2 separate regions of the Homo sapiens genome follow, and region 2 is linked to region 1. A link is a loop called in an ENCODE intact Hi-C map of the cell type or tissue named here. Cell type or tissue: B cell. All regions are shown on one strand. Each heading gives the region's core, and the rest is flanking DNA. Links, peaks and the distances in the headings are about the cores only.

What was found. Hi-C counts contacts between places; a loop is a spot of excess contacts. Peaks named below come from ENCODE experiments on the same cell type or tissue, not always from the same donor. Only the 100,000 strongest peaks of a DNase experiment are listed, where the experiment ranks them.
Region 2: a loop joins it to region 1, with 7 times the contacts of the local background. A loop is called at or near these places in 76 of 110 quality-filtered maps.

The regions. Positions count from the first base shown.
Region 1 is chr16:21,644,814-21,650,188 of GRCh38, forward strand. The region is part of intron 4 of METTL9 (methyltransferase 9, His-X-His N1(pi)-histidine); the gene reads left to right. It overlaps IGSF6 (immunoglobulin superfamily member 6), which reads right to left. Exons shown (of 6, transcript NM_005849.4): 2 at 2,320-2,679. It overlaps LOC124903663 (a long non-coding RNA gene), which reads left to right. Exons shown (of 2, transcript XR_007065025.1): 1 at 1-363; 2 at 2,119-2,654. Among named protein-coding and RNA genes, the nearest start is that of IGSF6, 5.1 kb to the right of the region's middle. RefSeq lists an enhancer at 733-912. In B cell, for the core only: no CTCF peak of the experiment used is centred there; DNase peaks (open chromatin) are centred at 175, 778, 1,798 and 2,578; H3K4me3 peaks cover 1,648 bases; H3K27ac peaks cover 3,875 bases.
Region 2 is chr16:21,706,450-21,711,824 of GRCh38, forward strand. It overlaps OTOA (otoancorin), which reads left to right. Exons shown (of 29, transcript NM_144672.4): 13 at 3,439-3,654. Among named protein-coding and RNA genes, the nearest start is that of OTOA, 45 kb to the left of the region's middle. In B cell, for the core only: CTCF peaks have their summits at 2,272 (motif pointing left) and 2,473; a DNase peak (open chromatin) is centred at 2,262.

The sequences.
Region 1 (5,375 bases), core at 77-5,076:
TAAGGGTGATATTTATAGCCTTGGAACTAGTACACATAGCTGAAGAGTCCCATCTGTGAAAGAACCTGGGAAGGCCATACATTGAGGAGCGCAGTGCTCACTGCGTGCTTGAAAGACAGGCACTTTTGCCAAATGTGCTCTTCTTTCTTTATGATAAAATTCTGGAAATAGAGTTATTGAATCCATTTTCACATTCGGAATTTCTCTCTCCTTGCAGAAATTGTCTTGTGCTCTGGGTAGGGATTAAGTAACATGCCATGTCTTCAATTACCTGACTATTTGGAGTACAAAATACAATTAGATTTGTACTTACTGTCTGAATAGCCTGTACTTTCCAACTAAATATCCCATAGATGAGACTGAGTGTGATGGCTCATGCCTGTAATCCCAGCACTTTGAGAGGCCGAGGTGGGCAGATCACTTGAGATCAGGAGTTTGACACCAGCCTGGCCAACATGGCGAAACCCCATCTCTACTAAAAATACCAAAATTAGCTGGGCGTGGTCGCACATGCCTGTAATCCCAGCTACTCAGGAGGTTGAGGCAGGAGAATCGCTTGAACCCGGAAGGTGGAGGTTGGTTGCAGTGAGCTGAGATCACGCCACGGCACTCCAGCCCGGGCGACAGAGCAAGACTCTTGTCTTAAAAAAAAAGAAAGAAAAATCCCATAGATGCTTATCCTGTGAATGCAGTTTATGCAGCATACATTTTTATTTGTGAAACTAACAAATTAACCACATCTATACAACTAAAATAAAAAAGCTTCAGTGTGAAAATAGGAGTTCTGTAGAAGAGACAGGAAGTTGCCATGTCTGCCTTAACACTTTCAATTCTGCCTTTCACTTTCACTTCACTTTATATAAGCCTTGCAGCTTTGAGACCTTCATCTTTTTACAAGCCATTTTTCCCTTTGACTAACATGTTTTTAGAAGGCTAATGCAGTGAGACATACAAATCTCTAAAGCTGTGTGTGTTTTCATATCAGTAGCTAACATTTGTTATTTGCTATATGCCAGGCACTATTAAAAATGCTTTAAGTGCCTTAACTTATTTATAATTTAGCTGACAGATGAGAATAAACTAAGGTTAAATGACATTTGAATATCAAAAGCCCATTAGAACCCTCGTAGTTTAAAAGCACAGGTTATAATACTGGATGGTCTCCCTTCCTCAGAGTCCTATTTTGAAATCGAAGGGCTGGTTGATTTTGAGTTCATGTTTTAACAATCTCTGCTCATCATACCAGGGTCCTTCCTAAGGGAAGAGACCCCAACAAGGCGAGGAGTTGCTGCTGTTCTCTTTTTTCCTTCAGAATCATGTAAAGCTTTTTCTCTGAAATTCCCCCTTTTTTTTTCTCGGGAATGTCTTAATCTCAGTTTACTCAAGGGAATGACTTGGTGAAATTACTGATAGGATTTAGCTATGTTTGATGTCCTCGCTCGGCTGAGGAATTGTCATGGGTTTTATCAAATCTCAGGAAGTGAGAGTCATCACTTTCCGTTCACTGATGTCCAGGCAGAATGGGAAGGGTCAGGGATCCCTGAGTAGCTTCTCTCCAAATCTGTGCTTATTCTCCATGTTGCATAGTTTCTGTGGGTCCAATTTATTGATCTTTTACACTTCTCTAGTGCTTTGTTCTAGGTGGTGCATTACCAGACTAGTTCCTGAGAAAGCTGATAGTTACTCACCACAAGGTTCCCTTTGGACATGGTACTTTACACTAAATCACTGTAATATACAAAAGAGGTGAACATGGTTGGTTAAACATCACCATGTAGGGAGAATAGAGCACCCAGCAAATCACTGACTTTGTGTTAGTGGATGTTCGAGATGGATTGGAGTAGTTCTTTTGTTTTTCTGAGATGGAGTCTTGCTTTGTTGCCCAGACTGGAGTGCAGTAGTGCGATCTCGGTTCACTGCAACCTTCGCCTCCTGGGTTACAAGCGATTCTCCTGCCTCAACCTCCCAAGCAGCTGGGACTACAGGTGCATGCCACCATGCGCGGCTAATTTTTGTATTTTGAGTAGAGATGGGGTTTCACCATGTTGGCCAGGCTAGTCTTGAACTCCTGACCTCAAGTGATTCGTCCACCTCAGCCTCAAAGTGCTGGGATTACAGGTGTGAGCCACCACGCCCAGCCAGTTGGAGTAGTTCTTTAGTCCAAACCTCATGGTGACTTGTGTTCAGATCACACCCATCACTGGCTAGGGTATTAACTTAGCAAATTTATCTCCTGATTTCTACATGTGAGTGAGGTAATGATTTTACAGGCCTGAACAAGATGCAATGATGCACTGAAATAAAGCCTCGCTGACTGACCTCTTACCACCAGTGTGGTCCCTCCTCCTGTCTGTTTAGCTCTCGCTTCCGGCACACTGGGGAATGCTATTCCACAGATGTAAATTGCACTGTCATTTGAAGTCACTCTGTTTACAGTGAGGGAAACTTGGTTTTCTTTGAGGGCCTCCCTCACTGTGAACTTGTCTGCCTCACTTTTGCACCCGTCCAAGCACAGGTTCTCAGGCTGGTGAGCACCGTAGCGAAACCACAGGCATGTTGGTTGCTCAGAAGGGCATCCGGTTGCGGAGAAGGTACACTTTATGGTGACGGCCTCATGAGTGTAGTCCACTTCTAGGTACCACGGTTGTGTGACAGAGAGAGTACAGGCGCCCACAGCACCTGTGGGAGGAAGCAGATGAGTGGGTTAATGGGCCTGCCACCTCACTTTGTGCTTTTATTATATTTTTGAGGTAGGAAACCCAGCCATTCTGTTATTTTTCTTACCTTAATCCCAATATAAATAAGACTAAAAATAAACACCAGTGGTCCTCACTTGCCCCAACTCCTCCTGTTTTCTGACCTTGACCTGCTGGGTCACATGATGTCTGTTCACTGGAGGCCAGCCCTAGAGAGGCTTCAGGGGAACAGAGTCCCTGTGCAGGAGGCCTGCATAGAGGTGGCACCGTATTGGACTCAGAAGTTTGGGGTCCATCTGTGACTCTTGCTCCTTACAAGCTTTCCTTCGATCCAATCACTTAATCTCCTGCCTGCTTTCTTGTCCGCACCCTGGCCTCCCCAGAGTGCTGTGTTCAGTGTGGTAACCTGTGTCCCCAGACGAACGTTGCTGCCGCTGATGGAGCCTATGAGCAGCAGCGATGTTTGTGCTTTGTGGGAGTTGAGATCGCCAGGAATTCATGGCCATTCACAATTGTTTCTTTGTGAGCCTGGTGTCCCTTTGGGAAACATGATAAAAGGCAACATGTACACCTGTGGAAATGCAGCCCTGGCTTAGCCTACCATGTCTTTGATTACTGAGCAGGGACCATATGAGCTCGCCAGGCCATAGCTAAGCAGATTTGGTTTCTCCCTGGCGTGTGTGCTGCTTTGTAGGCCCTTGTAGCATTTATCTTATTTAATTAACAATATTGTGATAAAGAGCACAGACTTGAGTTCAAATCCTAGCTCTGCCTGTTCCCAGCATTATAATCTCAGTATCTCAGTTTCCTCATTAGAAAATGGGGATAGTATTGTTGACCTCATGCAGTTAGTGTGACGTTCAAGATGATGCCTAGGAAGTGTTTACCTGCCTAAGCTATAGTAAGTATTAAATACAAGGGAGCGATTGCTGCTGCAGCCGCCACTGCTACTGTTCCCACAGTGTCAGATGGCTGTTGGAGAGATGGTTGTGGACGTCTAGCCACAAGGTGTTCACAGAGCTGGGATTAGTCACCCACTCCAGTGTACTGTCCACCATGTGGTGCTCTTCCAAGTTATGAGGATTGAGTCCCCCACCTTGGCCTTTATATCCCAGGCATGTGAAGCTGGAAAGCCACTCGAGTGCACAAATGGAAAGACCCGCCCTAAACCCTTCTTTTGCGGCAGGGGAGGCCATAGGTAAAATAGTATTGGTTGAGACAAATTGGAATTTGTCAAGTTTTTGGTCTGAGTTCCGCCTGGTCATATATTCCCAAATGGTCCTATTTGTGTGAGTTTGTCCTTTGCTACTGTAAATGAAACTGAAAAGTCATCCAAGTGGTCTGATGCTTAATTTTCAGACAGGGGCTTTTTTCTCTTAGCGTTTCTCTTATGGATCCCCATTCATAACAGCAGAGGAATTAAAGTTAGAATCATGGCGTTTGTGATGCGAGTCTCTTCTCACCATGTTTTTTTGTTTTTGTTTTCATTTTTGTTATTGTTTTTGGACAGAGTCTCTGTCTCCCAGGCTGGAGTGCAATGGTGCAATCACGGCACACTGCAACTGTGACCTCCCAGGTTCAAGCCATCATCCTGCCTTAGCTTCTCAAAAGTAGCTGGGACTGTAGGCCTGCAGCACTGTGCCCAGCTAATTTTTGTATTTTTTGTAGAGACAGGGTTTCACCTTGTTACCTAGGCTGATCTTGCACCCCTAAACTCAAGCGACCCGCTTGCCTCGGCCTTCCAAAGTGCTGGGATTACAGGTGTGAGCCACTGCGCCTTGCTCTCTTCTCATCATGTTATATTTTAGTATTTGTGCAACATGAGATGAGCTGGGAGCTCTGTGGTGACCTGATAAATGCAAACCAGACAAGAGGGTGCAGTCACCTGGAGGAGGCCTGCAAGCTTCTCTGAGCTTCGTGTCTGTGGGAGGCCCAGCTCAGCTCCATCTCCAGCCAAGGGGATTGGATTCCCTCTCAAGTCTGAGAAATACAACCTCATGTCTCCTGCCCAGACTCAAGCACCTTACAAGTACAGTGAAACATTTTATAGTATATACTGAGTGGAAATTTAAAATGGAATTGGGTCTGCCAAAACTTAGCAAAGTTAAGCACTGTCTCAGTCTCAAGTCATCTTTCAGATAATGTTTTTATTTTTATTTGTAAAATTATTTTTAAAAAGTGGACGATTCCATTATTTACACATTTTTATTTTTGAGATAGGGTCCCACTGTGTCGCCCAAACTGGAATGCAGTGGTGTGATCTTGGCTAACTTACTGTAGCCTTTGTCTTCTGGGCTCAAGCAATCCTCTCACTGCAGCCTCTGGAGTAGCTGAGACTATAGGTGTGCACCACCACGCCTGGCTAATTTTTTTATTTTTAGTAGAGACAGGGTTTTGCGATGTTGGCCAGCCTGGTCTTAAACTCCTGGGCTCAAGCAATCCACTCGCCTCAGCCTTCCAAATTGGGTAGTGTTTTTAAAAGGGAAGCCAAAGAGCCAGGCGTGGTGGTGTGGCCATTAGTCACAGCTACTCAGGAGGCTGAGACCGGAGGCTGATTGAGCCCAGGAATTCCAGGCTGCAGTGAGCTGTGATGGCACCACTGCACTCCAGCCTGGGCAGCATTGTGAGTCCCTGTCTCTATTAAAGGAATAGAGTCTGGACGTGCACTCCAGCCTGGGC
Region 2 (5,375 bases), core at 78-5,077, 62 kb after region 1:
GGGGTGTGGCCTGAGGTATGGCCTGATTTTAATGCTTCTCAGGTGATTTCAATGCAGCCAGGATTGAGAACACTGGATTGCAGGGTGGTTATGAGTTCCCAAGACCAGATGAGCAAACACGCTCTCTCTCATTTTCCTTCCTCTCCATCTCTCTCTTCTTCCTTCCAGTCAAGTCTCAATTCTACCCCCTTCCATTCCACTTTTTGTGGCCCTTTTCAATTTGCTTAAAATCGAAACGATGACATGAAAATAATATTAAATGAAATTTTGATAAAGCCATCAATAATTTCACAGCAGTTTCCCACACATCACCATAAAGTCCCCAAACACATTTGACATTTGAGAGTGTGGTCATCTATTTTGGTCAGCGCATCTTTTTTTTTTTTTTTATAAGATTCATTTTTTTTTTTTTTTGAGTTTCATTCTGTCACCCAGGCTGGAATGCAGTGGCATAATCTCAGCTCACTGCAACCTCCACCTTCCGGGTTCAAGTGGCACAATTTCAGCTCATTGCAACCTTCGCCTTGCCTCAGCCTCTGGAGTAGCTGGGACTACAGGTGCATGCCACCATGCCCGGCTAATTTTTTGTGTTTTTAGTAGAGATGGGGTTTTACCATGTTGACTAGGCTGGTCTTGAACTCCTGACCTCAAGTGATCCACCTGCCTTGGCCTCCCAAAGTACTGGGATTACAGGCGTCAGCCACCGAGCCTAGCCTGTGAATGCATATTTTTGTTTCCAAGGAAAAGAATCCGTCCTAAGCAAGCTCAAGCAAAAATAAGAAGATAAATGTATTTTAAGGCCCAGGGGTCTCAACATGTGGCAGCCCTGACCAAGGAGAAGGTGGCATGCAATTAGATACGAGGGAGCCCTTTGGGATCATCTAGCTCAGTTGTTCTCAAACTGGAGGGTGCATCTAAATCACAGGGAGGGCCTGTTCAAATACAGCTTGTGGCAGCGCTCCAGTTTTGTGGAAGACAATTTTTTGGCATCAGGGACCGGTTTTGTGGAAGACAATTTTTTTCCGTGGACTGGGGCCGGGGGATTGTTTCAGGATGATTCAAGTGCATGACATTTATTGTGCTCTTCCTTCCTTCCCTCCCTTCCTCCCTCCCTCCCTCCCTCCCTACCTTCCTTCTCCTTCCTTTTCTTTCTTTCTTTCTTTCTTTCTTTCTTTCTTTCTTTCTTTCTTTCTTTCTTTCTTTCTTTCTCTTTCTTTCTCTTTCTGTCTCTCTCTTTCTTTCTTCCCTCCTTCCTTCCTTTCTTTCTTCTCTTTCTCACTCTCTCTCTTTCTTTCTTTCCTCCTTCCCTCCCTCCCTCCCCCTCCCCCCCCCATCCCTTTCCCCTTCCCCTCTCCTCTCCTTTCTTGATGGAGTGTCGCTCTGTTGCCAGGCTGGAGTGCGGTAGCACGATCTTGGCTCACTGCAACCTCTGCCTCCCAGGTTCAAGCAATTCTCTGCCTCAGCCTCCTGAGTAGCTGGGACTACAGGTGCACGCCACCACGCCCAGCTATTTATTGTATTTGTAGTAGAGACGGGGTTTCACCATGTGGCCAGGATGATCTCATTCTCTTAACCTCGTGATCCGCCTGCCATGGCCTCTTAAAGTACTGGGACTACAGGCGTGAGCCACCACGCCCGGTCTGTGCACTTTATTTCTATTATTACATTGTAATATATAATGAAATAACTATAGAACTCACCATAATGTGAAATCAGTGGGAGCTCTGAGCTTGTTTTCCTGCAACTAGACGGTCCCATCTGGGGGTGATGAGAGACAGTGACAGATCATCAGGCATTAGATTCTCATAAAGAGCGCACAGACTAGGTCCCTTGCATGCACAGTGCACAATAGGGTTTGCTCTTAGGAGAATCTAATGCCGCTTCTGATCTGGCAGGAGGCAGAGCTCAGGCGGTAATGCTCACTGGCCTGCTGCTCACCTCCTGCTGTGGCTGGTTCCTAACAGGCCAGGGTCCCGGTGGTCCCCATCTGTGACCCGGAGTCTGGGGATCCCTGGATTTCGGAGCCCCACCCAGTCTCTGATTCAGGAGGTCCGGGAGCAGCCTGGCAATCTGCGTTTCTAACAAGTTCCCAGGTGTTGCAGATGCCGCTGGGTGTGCTCCACACTTTGGGAGCTGCCACTGTAGTCCACCCCTTCGTTTTACAGATGTGGAAACTGATTTCTAGGTAAGGCAGTTGCCGAACTTAGAGAACCCAGGCGCTTTGACAGTTGTTTCTTCTACTTCACTCTGCTGCCCCCCAGTGGCTATTTCAATATTGCCAGAAACCCGTTTTGTGCACCTGCCTGAAATGACTACGTTATTACGTAAATTCGGGTGTTAAAATATGAACCATTCTTGTTTTTTGTTACAGAGCTCATTGTATAGTAGGTGACTTTATCACATTCCTTACCGAAAGCAGCTGTAACGCACACTTTACTATCATTAGGCAGGCATATTGCAATAAAATAATTATTAAAATGATCATAGAAATGTGCAAAGAGGTGCAAGAGATAATTTTAAGAAGAGTAAATTGTGCTTCTGTTCATATTACAACTCTGTAAAAACTATGTAGTGTCTCTATATTTATAAAGGTATAAGAAATCTTGGAAGCATATACACCCAATTGCTAATCATGGTTATTTTTATGTGGTAGGATGTTCAGGAGACTTTTACTTTCTTGTACTGTGAAGAGTTATTTTTGGCTGGATGTGGTGGCTCATGCCTCTAATCCCAGCACTTTGGGAGGCTGAGGCATGTGGATTACATTAGGTCAGGAGTTTGAGACCAGCCTGGCCAACATGGTGAAACCCTGTCTCTACTAAAAATACAAACATTAGTGTGGTGGTGGGTGCCTGTAATCCCAGCTACTCAGAAGACTGAGGCAGGAGAATCGCTTGAACCCGGAAGGTGGAGGTTGCAGTGTTGCAGTGAGCCAAGACCACACCATTATACTCCAGCCTGGGTGACAAGAGCAAAACTCTGTCTTAAGAAAAAAAAAAAAGTTATTTTTACACAGATTATAAATTATCGTGAAAAGGCCCCTGGCTATTTAATGAAAGGAAAACAGCCTGTATATATGGATATAGAGTTCAAGGTCACCAGAGGACAACAGATGCTATAAGAGTGTGGTGTAGTTATAAAAGGAACATTTCTTTCTGACATGGATTAAGGTTGATTTAATAACAAATTAATATTTAAATGAAGTACAAAGGGAATTTTTGGCACATGAAAGCTAAGGCCAGAAGAGGTGTCCTCCGTGTGGTGTCTCACTGTCTGGGCATGGCAGGAGTCCCTTTCCTTCATCGTTTCTGAGCCCAAAAGCTTTGATGGAACAGGGTCAAGGGAGGTGCTGTGGAGTCCTAATAGCCCTGGATATGGTCAGAGGGAGCCACCGCCCTGCTTCCTGTCAACACTCATTCCAGTTTGCTCTCCTTCCAGCTCAAAGCAGAACTCCTGGACATTGCCATGGAGAACCAGACCCTCAATGAGACCCTGGGTTCTTTGTCGGATGCAGTTGTAGGTTTGACCTACAGCCAACTGGAATCCCTCTCCCCCGAGGCTGTGCACGGAGCCATCTCCACCCTCAACCAGGTCTCAGGTTGGGCCAAGAGCCAGGTCATCATCTTGTCTGCCAAATACTTGGCCCATGAGAAGGTCAGCTGGAGTTTTAAACTCTTTTTTATTCCCCTAAGATGACCTAAGTGTATTAGACCTGCCAGGCTGCCATAAAAATATACTGTAGATTGAGTGACGTAAACAACATAAATTTATTTCTCACAGTTCTGGAGACTGGGAAGTCCAACATCGAGGTGTCAGAAAGGTAGGTTTCATTCTGAGGCCTCTTCTCTTGGCCTGTAGGTGGCCGCCATCTTGCTGTGTGCTCACCTGACCACATGAGAGCAAGCTCTCTGGTGTTGCGTCTTACAAGGAAACTAATCCCATTGGATCAGGGCCCCACCTGACCCTCATTATCTCATGACCTCATCTAACCCTTAAAGGCCTCTTAAAGGTCTCACCTCCCAATGCCATCACATTAGGGGTTAGGACTTTGACATATGAATTCTTGGGAGACACAAATATTTAATCCATAACAATCAGTTATACACACACAGCAGGGGGCAACCAATCAGTAAGAAGATGATGCTGAGGAGGACTGCCTGGGTTCAAATCCTTGCTCTGCCATTTACTAGCTGTGTGACACTAGGCAATTTGCTATTTTCACTTTGACTCAGTTTCTCTATTTGTAATATGTGGACAACAATAGCACTTACTGCCGGGCAAGGTGGCTCACACCTGCAATCCCAGCACTTTGGAAGGCTGAGGTGGGAGGATCACCTGACGCCAGGAGTTTGGGACCAGCCTGATCAACATGGTGAAATCCCGTCTCTACTAAAAATACAAAAATTAGCTGGGCGTGGTGGTGCATGCCTGTACTTCCAGCTACTTGGGAGGCTGAGGCAGGAGGATGGCTTGAACCTGGGAGGCAGAGGTTGCAGTGAGCAGAGATTGTGCCACCACACTCCAGCCTGGGCGACAGAGCAAGACTCCATTTCAAAAAAAATTAAACAACAACAACAACAAATCAGTAGCACTTATCCTGTAGCATTGCTGCGAATATTATGTGAGTTGGTACACATGAAGAAGCTAGACCACCAGGTGACACCACAGAGTAGGAGCTCAAGGGGCATTAGCCATCCCTGAGTGGGATCAACGTGTGGGACTCATCCCAGGATTTTCCTGCCTGCTGTTAAGCTGCTATTAGGTTGATGCAAAAAGTAATTGCGGTTTTTGCCATTACTTTGGGATTAGGGATGATGCTATTTTATTCCAATCTTGGGCTGCAGAGAGGGAACTGTCAGGCAGACAGTCCTCTTTGGTGGGGACAGGAGTCTTAATCTGTGTTCTTGCTGCTCCTGGGGTGGAAAATGGACATTCTTTTGGGGACAATTAATGTCCCTGGGTTGGGTCCAGTCCAGAGGGCTCCAAATCTGGGAGACTTGAGTTCTAAGCATTTTGGTGTCATCTAATTTTTTTTTTGATACGGAGTCTTGCCCTTGTCGCCCATGCTGGAATGCAATGGCACAACCTCAGCTCATTGCAACCTCCGCCTCCGGGTTCAAGCAATTCTCCTGCCTCAGCCTTCCGAGTAGCTGGGATTATAGGCACCCACCACCACACCCAGCGAATTTTTGTGTTTTTAGTAGAGACGAGGTTTCGCCATGTTGGCCAGGCTGGTCTCGAACTCCAGACCTTGTAATCCGCCTGCCTCAGCCTCCCAAAGTGCTGGGATTACAGGCATTAGCCACCGTGCCTGGCTTTTGGTGTCCTTCTCGTTTAGTCCACACTCCTGGCCACTTCCCAGGATGCAAACTGGC